Regions from separate parts of the Homo sapiens genome. Here region 2 is linked to region 1. A link is an interaction called in ENCODE POLR2A ChIA-PET data of the cell type or tissue named here. Cell type or tissue: GM12878. All regions are shown on one strand. Links, peaks and the distances in the headings refer to the core of each region. The heading gives the core; the rest is flanking DNA. Region 1 overlaps RERE (arginine-glutamic acid dipeptide repeats). Region 2 overlaps RERE (arginine-glutamic acid dipeptide repeats).

Region 1 (5,383 bases), core at 88-5,087:
TCTTTCCCTGCTTTTGAACATCTAGACTCAGGTGTGGGTGTGACAGTGTCATGGGAGATCCTAATAGGAAGTACAATGATGTTTCTTTTAATGTTTGTTTGTTTATTTGTTTATTTATTTATTGCTGTTTCTTAAGGAGCAGGGCTAACCCACAGAAAGTGTGCCCAGAGTCGGCCAGCACAATGATTTTATTCAGATTTATGGAAATTTTTCTCTAAAAATGAATGGGAATATATGATGGGATAGAATACAACATTCGCATGGCTTTTTAAGATACTATGTTAGATTTTAAAAAGAAATTTCAGACTTGTTCAGGGCAGCTTTGAAGTATGTGTTCATGCTGGGGAAAATTGAGAAACCCAGCATATTGCACTAGTCTTCCTTCTTAATCCTCGCTTTCACTCCTACCTCACAATCCATCTAAAAAAGTGATTCTGATAAATTGCCTTTTGGTTTTCTTAAAATGTAGTGTATTTTGTTCTGGACCCACAGACTTCTTCTGTGGTCATTTTCTAAATGTGTACTAAGTAGCGTTTCTAAGATCTTCATTCTGTTGATGCCATGTCAGTCTTCCTGCTCAACTTAATACCCTGTGGAAAAGATAAGAATGTCTGCTGTGTGATATTTACCATCTGAAGGACAGGGAGAGAGATTTCTCAGTGATCTCATTCATACATGACGCCAGCCACAGAACAAGGGTCTGACTTGAGCCTTTTCTGTCCCAGCACCTTGGGAATGGGCCACAGGCTACACGACTGTTAGGACCCAAGGCTTGGGGAGGGGCTGAATGAGGGGGTCAGCTCTTGCCCTTAGTTGCTTCATGGTGGTGCCTTCTGTTCATGTGTTCTTCCCATATCTCTATCCTCCTCCCTCATCTTCCCTTGTAGAATCAAGTGCCTATCTTAAGCAGTCACCGTGATCACATAGAGATCTTTGGGCGTCTTTGGTGAATGTTCACAGAACATTGCCTTCCTGCCCCTTCCCCTTTCTTCAGGGTGAAGAAGTGGCCGCATCATGTTCTGGGCCAAGCCTCTGGGTTGGGCTGGGATCCTGCATCTAGCAGGCATGCTCTTCTCACAGACCCTCCCTTTGCCTGCCATCGCCACCTCCATCTCCTCTGCAAAGATGCTTCTCCCTTTTTGATATTCATTTACAGGCTCCCTGCTCCTTTCTGTCCATTCCCTGTTTACTTCTTAGAATAAAACGTTTCCATGGTAACAGGTTACTTTTCAAAGGGAACATCTTGTCATTTTATTTAATCCACTGCAGTTGAAGAGGACTGAAATATTAAGTTGTAGTTGCTATGGATACTGCTTTGTTACACTGGGGTTTTTTTGTATCAGATTTCATATACAATGACTTTCTGTTTTTTTAATACTTCAGGAATAAAAACAACAACTTACCATTATTGTTGTAATTTGGCTTCTGGAACTATTTTTTTCATATTCTAAAACAAAGATTTGTAGAATAATGTAGGCTGAACTTAAGTTGTTTTGAAAAACATATTATTTACATTAGCTACACAGAGAAATTCCTTCTTTTGCTGGGGATGATAGTGACACTTCTTAATTCGGTTTTTGTAATATGATTCACAGTATAAAGATGTCTCCAAGATGATGAATCCACAGCAGAAATCCTTAGTAAACATAAGGAAAAAATAAATATGTCACTTGGAGTTAATTTCTTGAATCTCATTGCTAATAAGCTGTGGCCCTCTTTCTTCAGTTACTGGTTCAGCTGTGTACAGTGTAATTTGAGGTTGATCTGTTTGTCCTTTAATCAGCTTTTCTCATGTCTGGTGTTCTTTCTGATTTCCCATCTGCCTGTAGTATATCCCCCCCTTCATTTGACTTTTTTAAAACTTTAAATTTTTTGGATTCACAGGAAGTTGCAAAGATACCACAGAGTGGTCTCATCTTTTGTAACTGTAATACGATACCAAAACCAGGAAACTGGCATTAGTAGATTGTGTGCGTGTAGTTCTGTGCCATTTTATCACATGGATAGCTTTGTGTAACCACCACAACAATGAAGAGACAGAGCTATCCATCACTACAAAGCTCTCCCTTTGTGGTCGCACCCTCCGCCTCCCTCCCTCTCCCCACCATCTCTAACACCTGGCAATCACGAATGTGTCTCCATTTCTGTAATTTTGTCATTTCAAGAGTATTATATACATTGGCCTCTAACTTTGATAGGTTTTTCTCTTTCATCATGACTTTCAAACTTAAAAAAATTCTTTTGATCATTTTGTCTTGCTTGGGTGTTTGAAATAAACATAGAACCAAAATAGGGAAAGGGATATGGATTCTCATCATTCTGTTTGTAATTAATTGTGTGATTTTGGTTCAGTAACTTAATCATTCTGCCATATGGGAGTGTGATTGAGAGCTCTGACTTTGGAGTCAGCTGACCTTGAGTAGGATTCCTGATTTCTCCACTTATTTGCTGTTTAATCTTGGGCAACTGCGTAACGTCTCTTGGCTTCAGTGACCTGACCTGTACACTTACTACAATAGCACCTATCTTACAGGGTCGCCTGTAAGATTAGATAAGAAAATAAATGGAAATTGCTTACCTTGCAATGCCTGGTACATAGTAAATGTTCAATGGATATATTAGTTGCTTTATTAATGTTAAAATTAGTATTGTTATTATTATTACCTATGGAGATACTGCCTCATAGAGTTGTCGTGGAATAATGAAATAATATGTGCCCAGCATAGAAAGCACTTAGTAATTGATAGCTAGTATTATTATTTTGCTTGTGTTTGTTATGTAACTATAATACACCTAGATTTTTTTTTTTTTTTTTTTTTTCCTCTGAGAGAGTCTTGCTCCGTCCCCCAGGCTGGAGTACACTGGCGGGATCTCGGCTCTCTGCAGCCTCCATCTCCTGGGTTTGAGCAATTTTTCTGCCTCAGCATCTTAAGTAGCCGGGATTATAGGTGCCCACTACTGCACCCACTACCACGCTTGGCTAATTTTGTATTTTTAGGGGTGGGGCTTCTCCATATTGGCCAGGCTGTTTTGGAACTCCTGACCTCGGGTAACCTGCCCACCTCAGCCTCCCAAAGTGCTGGGATTACAGGCACGAGCCACCGCACCCGGCCTACACCTAGATTTAAGATAACGTATGTGAAAACTCTTAAGATGAGGATAAAGATAGATGTGTGTGTATGTTGCATTATTCTGGATATTACTTGCATCTTTGGTTTCTTAATTCATACAGTAGTATCCTTTATATGTCTTGGCTAGGATTCATACTGCCTTTGGTCTGGATTTTTCTTCCGAAGTTGATGACCACCCTGGCTTTGACTAGACCTACTTTGTTAATTCAGCAGCATTGTACATCCAAGCAGAAACCTCTTTAGTAGCTATGTTTTGTTGTTGTTGTTGTTGTTGTTTGTTTGTTTTTTGAGACAGTCTTGCTCTGTCACTCAGGCTGGGGTGTAGTAGCATGATCTTGGCTCACTGCAACCGCTGCCTCCCAGACTCAAGCAATTCTCCTGCCTCAGCCTCCTGAGTAGCTGGGACTACAGGCGCCTGCCACCACGCCCGGCTAAGTTTTGTATTTTTAGTAGTGTGGGGTTTCACCATGTTGTCCAGGCTGGTCTTGAACTCCTGACGTCAGGTGACCTGCCTGCCTCAGGTGAGCCACCACGCCCGGCCTGTTTGTTTTTTTAAAGACAGTCTAGCTCTGTTTTGCCCAGGCTGGAGTGCAGTGGTGTGATCATAGCTCACTGCAGCCTCAAACTCCAGAGCTCAAGTGATTCTCCTGGCTCAGCCTCCTGAGTAGGTGGGATTATAGGTGCGTGCCACCGTGACCAGCTAATTAAAAAAACATTTTTTATAAAGCCTGTTGCCCAGGCTGGTCTCAAACTCCTGAGCTCAAGCTGTCCTCTTGCCTCAGCGTCCCAGAGTGCTGGGATTCCAGGTGTGCACCACCACGTGTAGTGCTGTGTTGCTTTGAACACAGGATAGAAAGACACCTGAATTTCTGTGAATAGCAATACTAACATGTCTGTTAATATCAAAACATGAATTAAATGCCTTAATACCTAGAAATGAGATAATACTGTAGAGCACCTAGGACAGATAGTAAGTGCTGAAATGTTAGCTACTGTTGTTATTCATCAAAGAAGAAAGCTGGAGTCTTCTAGATGAATTTTAGCCTCCAGCACTTGCTGAAGTTCAGAATGTGCCATAATCAGTGCTTCTCAGAGCATAGCTTGTGGACCTCATTATTATTATTATTATTTCTCTTTTCTTTTCTTGTCTTGTCTTTTCTTTCTTTTCTTTTCTTTCTTTTTTTTTGAGGCGGAGTTTCATTCTTTTTTTGCCCAGGCTGGAGTGCAATGGTGTGACCTCAGCTCACTGTAACCTCTGCCTCCCGGGTTCAAGCAGTTCTCCTGCCTGAGCCTCCCGAGTAGCTAGGATTCAGGCACACACCACCCGGTATGGCTAATTTTGTGTTTTTAGTAGGGATGGGGTTTCACCATGTTGACTAGGCTGGTTTCGAACTCCTGACCTCAGGTGATCCACCTGCCTCGGCCTCCCAAAATGCTGTGATTACAGGCGTGAGCCACCTCGCCCAGCCTATTAGTATTTTTTAATCCCAAGACTTGGCTTCCCGACTTAAAAGTCTTCTGCCCTATACCAAAAGACAGTGATTGTCTTGAGGAGAAGCCTTGGTTCCGTCGAGACATTTGAGTTAGAAGCGAAGCTAGCCACTTTTTTCATGGAATATCAGTTACTCTTTGAAAGAACAACTGACAGACAAACTGTGGTCATTCAGACGTGGGCATTTGGCAGAAACTTTCTTGAAGATGAATTAAGTGAGCTTGTTATTTCAAGGAAAACACTGATACTATTTGACAAGGCTAAGATTTGAACTTTCAAGTAAAAATTAGAATTTCGAAAAGCTTGTACTCACCACTCTGAGCCTGACAGCTTCTCTACACTGAAAGGCATTTCTTATGAGATAGGTGATATTAATATGATTTTTAAAAAATGCTGTATAAAGAACTGGTTGATATTTGAAAGATCTGCAGAACTGAGTAAACTGACATTCTCTATAAAACCAATGCATGACATTACAAAATCACATCTGAGTAGAAGATCCATTCATTCAAAGGCAAGACAGACCAATGGATTTCAGAGTAGCACAGTCAAAAGACTATTGATAGGCTTTTAGACTCACCTTGTGTACACATCTTTAAGAAATGATTACTTGTTGAGTTTTTGTTTTGTTTTGTTTTGTTTTTGAGACAGAGTTTCGCTCTTGTTGCCCAGGCTGGAGTACAATGGCACGATGTTGGCTCACTGCAACCTCTGCCTCCCAGGTTCAAGCAATTCTGCTGCCTCAGGCTCCTGAGTATCT
Region 2 (5,383 bases), core at 139-5,138, 65 kb before region 1:
GTTAAAAAAATGGCAGCTTGCTGTGATTTTCTGACTCTGTTCCTCTCCTTCACTTTCATTTGGATCTTCTTTTTTCTTTAATTTATTTAAATTATTTAATTAATTTAAATTATTTTGTATTTTTTGCAGAATTTATATTCCATTACTGGTAGTTTCTCCCCTGCCTTGGCTCCTTGTGCCGGCAGGGAGCTATGGTGGGCCAGTTTTGAAGAGTTCAAAAGTGTCTAGATGACTTCAGCCCCTTTAGCCCTGCAAGGTCTCTGGGGGTTCTGACCTGCTGTCGGCATGGGCAACCCCACCAGGCTTCAGCTGCTCTTCACACATTGGCCTTCCTCATTGCCTGGTAGCTATTTTACGGTCCTCCTGATCTTAGCTGTATCCCATATCTCATTGATTGATTCTGTTTTCTCTCGTGCAGATGCTCATATCCAGAGATCTTATGGCTGATGGTAGTTTATCCCTTCCAACCTGCTTATATTTTGCGGTTTGTAGAGATGCCTTATTTCTGAATTTTGTTGTGTGTCAGCAGGAATTTGCTTTGACTCTCTAATCTGTTTTTGTGTGGGGATTAAGGGACATTTGTAAACTATGCTGCCAATGCTACCATCCTTCTAGTACTTCTAGTATGTTAGTTTTTATTGAACCAGAGTTTTACTAAGCCCCAGGACCGCAGACACTTGAGTTCTTAAATCTTAACCCATTATCTCTCATGGCTGCCACCATTCCTGTATAAACCATGAGGGAGAAATAGATACTGAAGACAAGATCAGACAGAGGAATCGTTTTATCCTTTGCTAGTTGGCTTTTGTCCCCAACCCCCATTGATATGATCTAGTCTGTGTCAGAGGTACAAGCATGTAAGTTTTTTCTAGGATTTTTCCTAGGCCAGGCTCAGATCTATGTAAAAGAGACCCTGGTCCTATCATCTTAAATCAGTACCCTAATTGGCCTGTGAAATTTCACCTTTGATGGTGAGAATATGCTGTTCTCTATACCGTGACCACTACCCCTGCCCGGTATCAGTGTTAGAGATTTCAGGGTGTATGTGTGTGTGTTTTGTTTGTTTGTTTTTGAGATGGAGTTTCACTCTTGTTTCCCAGGCTGGAGTGCAGTGGCACAGTCTCAGCTCACTGCAACCTCTGCCTCCCAGGTTCAACAATTCTCCTGCTTCAGCCTCCCCAGTAGCTGGCATTACAGGTGCCCACCACCACACCCAGCTAATTTTCCTATGGTTTAGAAAGTAACCCTTAAAATATAATAGCCAAGTGTGGTGGAGCATGCCTGTAATCCCAGTATTTTGGGAGGTAGAGGCCAGGAGTTTGAGACCAGCCTGGGTGACACAGTGAGACCCTGTCTCTACCCCCCAAAAAAAAAAAAAGAAAAAAAGTTTTTAAAGAAAGAGAGAGAAAAAAAAAAAAGCAGGCACAGTGATACACACCTATAGTCCCAGTCATTAATACTTGGGAGGCTGAGGCGGTAGGATTGCTTGAACCCAGGAGTTTAAGGCTATTGTGTGCTGTGATCAGCCCTGTGGATAGCCACTGCGCTGCAGCCTGGGTAACACAGCAAGACCCTCTCTCTTTAAAATAATAACTTAAAATATATTAACTTTTGAGGAAAATTTTACATTGAACCAGAGGAGCAACTGTGTGGTAGCTGAGGTTGGAGATTTGAGGAAACGGTGTTATTTTATATGATTATTTTTGTTATATACATTTTATCTGATATTATATACCAGCAAGCAATTATATTAATAGCTGAAAATTTACATATTTTATAAACATGAACATTAGCCATTAAAAGTGTCACAACAGTTCCAGTGTATATGCATACATATTAAATAATAATATATTTAAGAAGTGTAATTGCATAACTCAAATGGAAAAAAAATCTCTATGTACCTATTACACCAATATTTTGTTTCATGTAAATATGAGGTATATTAATATTAGGAAATGATGCTTTCCAATATTGGTAATACTATACAAAGTAAGATTAAAATGCCAGTGATCCTGTGGACTGAGATGTGCTTTATATCTCTTGAATGCAAAATTAAATGAATCCACACATATATGATCAAATTATTTTCAGTGGGAAAAAAATCTTTTCAATAAATGGGCTGGAACAACTGGATAATCCCTATGTGAAAAACAGGATATAACCCAACCTCATACCATACATTAATTTGAGATGGATCATTGATCTAAATATAATCTCAAACCTATAAAAACTTGTAGAAGAAATCAGGAGAGTGTGTTTACTTTCATTTAGGCAATGATTTCTTAATGAGGGGATAGAAAGTACTAACCACAAATGAAAAAAATTGGAATTCATCAAAAGACATTGTTATGAAAATAGGGCAGCTTCAGACTGTAAGAAAATATTTGTCACTCATATGTCTGAGAAAGCAATTGGATGCAGAATACATTTAAAAAAATACCTTCCAACAAACAACACTCTTATAGGATAAGACCAAATCAGTGTTTTAAAATTGACAGAGTCTTAAACAGAGACACATTAATGGCAGATAAGCCCATGAAAAAGTGCCCATCATTATTGGTCATCAGGGAAATGCAAATTAAGTCACAATAAGATCCCCAAAACAGCCTCTAGAATGGCTAAATTGAAGAGATGGATAACCCTGAATGTTAGCAAGGTTGTCAGGAATGCAAGTTCTCATACATTGTTGGTGGCAATGAAGATGGTACAACCACTTGAATAGTTTGACAATTTCTTAAAAAGTTAAATATGAATCTGCCCTATGATTAATCTGTGATGGAAATCAGAGTAGTAGCAGGATCTGGTTGCTCACACCTGTAATCCCAGCACTTTGGGAGCCTGAGATGGGAGGAGGATCCCTTGAGCCCAGGAATTCGAGATCAGTCTTGGCAACATAGTGAAATGACACCTCTTCTCTACAAAAACAAAAATAAAAAAATTAGCTGAGCATGGTGGCACACAACTCAAGTGGGAGGATCACTTGAGCCTGGGAGGTGGAGCTTGCAGTGAGCCGAGATCACACCACACTGTACTCCAGTCTGAGCGACACAGTGAGACCCTGTCTCCAAAAATAGCTAGCTAGCTAGCTAGATCGAGGTTTTCTATGGGTAGGGTGAGGATTGACTGGGAAAGTGCTTGAGAGAACTTTCTGGAGTGATAGAACTGTTTTGAGTTGAGCCTTTATAAAAACTAAATAGTGTATCTAAAAATCTCTGCATTTCACATGTAAAGTATAACTAAAAAAGTCCAATGCATATTAGAAAACATTTTCTGTATTTTAGTAAGTGAAAATCTTATAATGCAATTTAATGAAATTATAGTTTTTGGATTTAATCCACATTTTAGTTGTGTGTGTTTTTAAATTTTATTATGCAGTACATTAGAACTGAAATAAAAGCTTTCACATTTGCTTTCACTCGTCTAGCACGTTCAGAGTTCCAGTGTATATGGACCAGTTATGTGGTAAATGCAATTAAACTGGTTATGCTGTGGACTCTGAATCACCTCAGTTATTATTCATGAATTTTCTCTAGATATTTAAGTTGTTTAATGATAGCTTATAGTAATGGAATTCTTTCTTCATGTAAGTTTGCCTACTTTATCCGCTACTAGGAGCTGTATACATAGGCTCACATGATGGGATGGTGAATTTCAAAGAAGAGATGATGTCAAATTACTTGACGTTGTCTATAATGTCAGTTAATTTTCTAAGTGTCCTTCGATTTTACTGTTGATACTTGGTTAGGTTTTAAGCATCCTTTATCTTGTGTTTTTTCTTTTTGTCTTTTTTGAGATGGAGTCTTGCTCTCTCTCTCCCAGGCTGGATCCCAGACGCGATCTCAGTTCACTGCAACCTCCACCTCCCAGGGTCAAGCAGTTCTCCTGTCTCAGCCTCCCATGTAGCTGGGATTACAGGCATGCGCCACCACGCCCAACTAATTTTTGTATTTTTAGTAGAGACGGGGTTTTACCATGTTGGCCAGGCCGGTCTCGAACTCCTGACCTCCGGTGAGCCACCTGCCTTGGCCTCCCAGAGTGTTGGGATTACAGGCGTGAGCCACTGTGCCCCGCCTTAGGCAGTAGTTTGCATGGCATGCAGATTTCAGATGGGGTAGTTGTAGCAAAAGTTAAGAACCATTGTTCTAGAGCCTGATTTGAGTTATAGTTACCAGATAATGATTTCTTTATTAATGCAGAGGCAGTAGTCTCTATAAATTCCCTAGGCCTGGTTCCACTATCTTTTCTTCTGTGTGGTCAGATTGAATTTTCTTGGGCGTTGTTTCATTTTATGTTCCAATAATTATTTACTGCCATTTAGAACTCTAACAGTTTTTCTTGTTAGCCTATCTGACATAACATTGATGGTAGAGCTAGAAAATGATTTCCTACAATTCCCTCTATAGCTAATTTTTACCCTCCAATTATAGAATACGGTAATATTGTTAATAGGTTAGTGGTGGCTCTATTATGTGTTAATTACCAAGAGTCAGCTATTAAAGTTTTCTTTTGACAGTAAAAGCTTTTCTGAACACAGAGGATTAGGAACGTTTTCTTGATTCTTGTTTTAAAGATCATCATGTGATGGTAGTAGGCAGAGAGCTGGAATGTGCATTTCTACGTAGCCATGAAATTTAACTTGTGCTAATCGTGGTGGTTCTGCGTGAGTAACAGACATGGACACAGACAGCGGAACACAGTGGGGCATAGCTTTGTGCTTGATGGCTGCTTTAACTTTGGGGCTCCAAGCAAGGATTTCAAGAAACATTTCTTTGGTCTTAAAAACTGGGAAATTAATAGATCTTCTGGACAGGAGGGCTCCCTAATTTCTGTGGGGCATGTGCCTAAACAAGGGCTCCTTAGATATTAACATAACTTCTTTGTTAGTAACCTTGACAAAAGCTCAATTTTTACATGTATTTATTTTTCATATAAAGGATCTTTTACTGTTTTGTGTTTTAACACAAGGGGCAGATGTCTCTAGCTCTGAGCTGTGCTTTACAGCATGTCTTGTCTTTTGAATGTTTCTTTCAACTGGAGCAGCTTCCTTTGTTAAAAGGCCAACAACCCCCTAAGTGAGATGTTCTTGGAAAGACCCCTTGACACTTGAAAGGTGAGAAATCCATTTAAACCATGTGATGCCTTCCACTGCTCTACTGCTGGGTTCTGCTTGTTTTAATATTAGTGATAGATGCTCTGGCTGGTGTATTCAGTAATTGGAAGTGAACTATATAATATAAATGACATTTCATGGCATATGTGAGGGCACAGTGGATGACACTTGATTTCAGTGTTGCCTGCCTTTAGGTTTAAAGTTAGAAACCATAATGGAATTTAATTATCAGCATATATTCAAAGATTAGTTCAATGCGTTTGTAATACCCTT

What was found. Peaks named below come from ENCODE experiments on the same cell type or tissue, not always from the same donor. Only the 100,000 strongest peaks of a DNase experiment are listed, where the experiment ranks them.
Region 2: POLR2A ChIA-PET joins it to region 1 with 7 read pairs; 3 of 35 experiments call an interaction of 5 or more read pairs at or near these places.

What each region holds. Positions count from the first base shown.
Region 1 is chr1:8,513,665-8,519,047 of GRCh38, reverse strand. All of the region lies in intron 7 of RERE (arginine-glutamic acid dipeptide repeats), which reads left to right. Among named protein-coding and RNA genes, the nearest start is that of SNORD128, 21 kb to the right of the region's middle. In GM12878, for the core only: no CTCF peak of the experiment used is centred there; no DNase peak of the experiment used is centred there; H3K27ac peaks cover 848 bases.
Region 2 is chr1:8,578,411-8,583,793 of GRCh38, reverse strand. All of the region lies in intron 4 of RERE (arginine-glutamic acid dipeptide repeats), which reads left to right. Among named protein-coding and RNA genes, the nearest start is that of SNORD128, 86 kb to the right of the region's middle. In GM12878, for the core only: no CTCF peak of the experiment used is centred there; no DNase peak of the experiment used is centred there.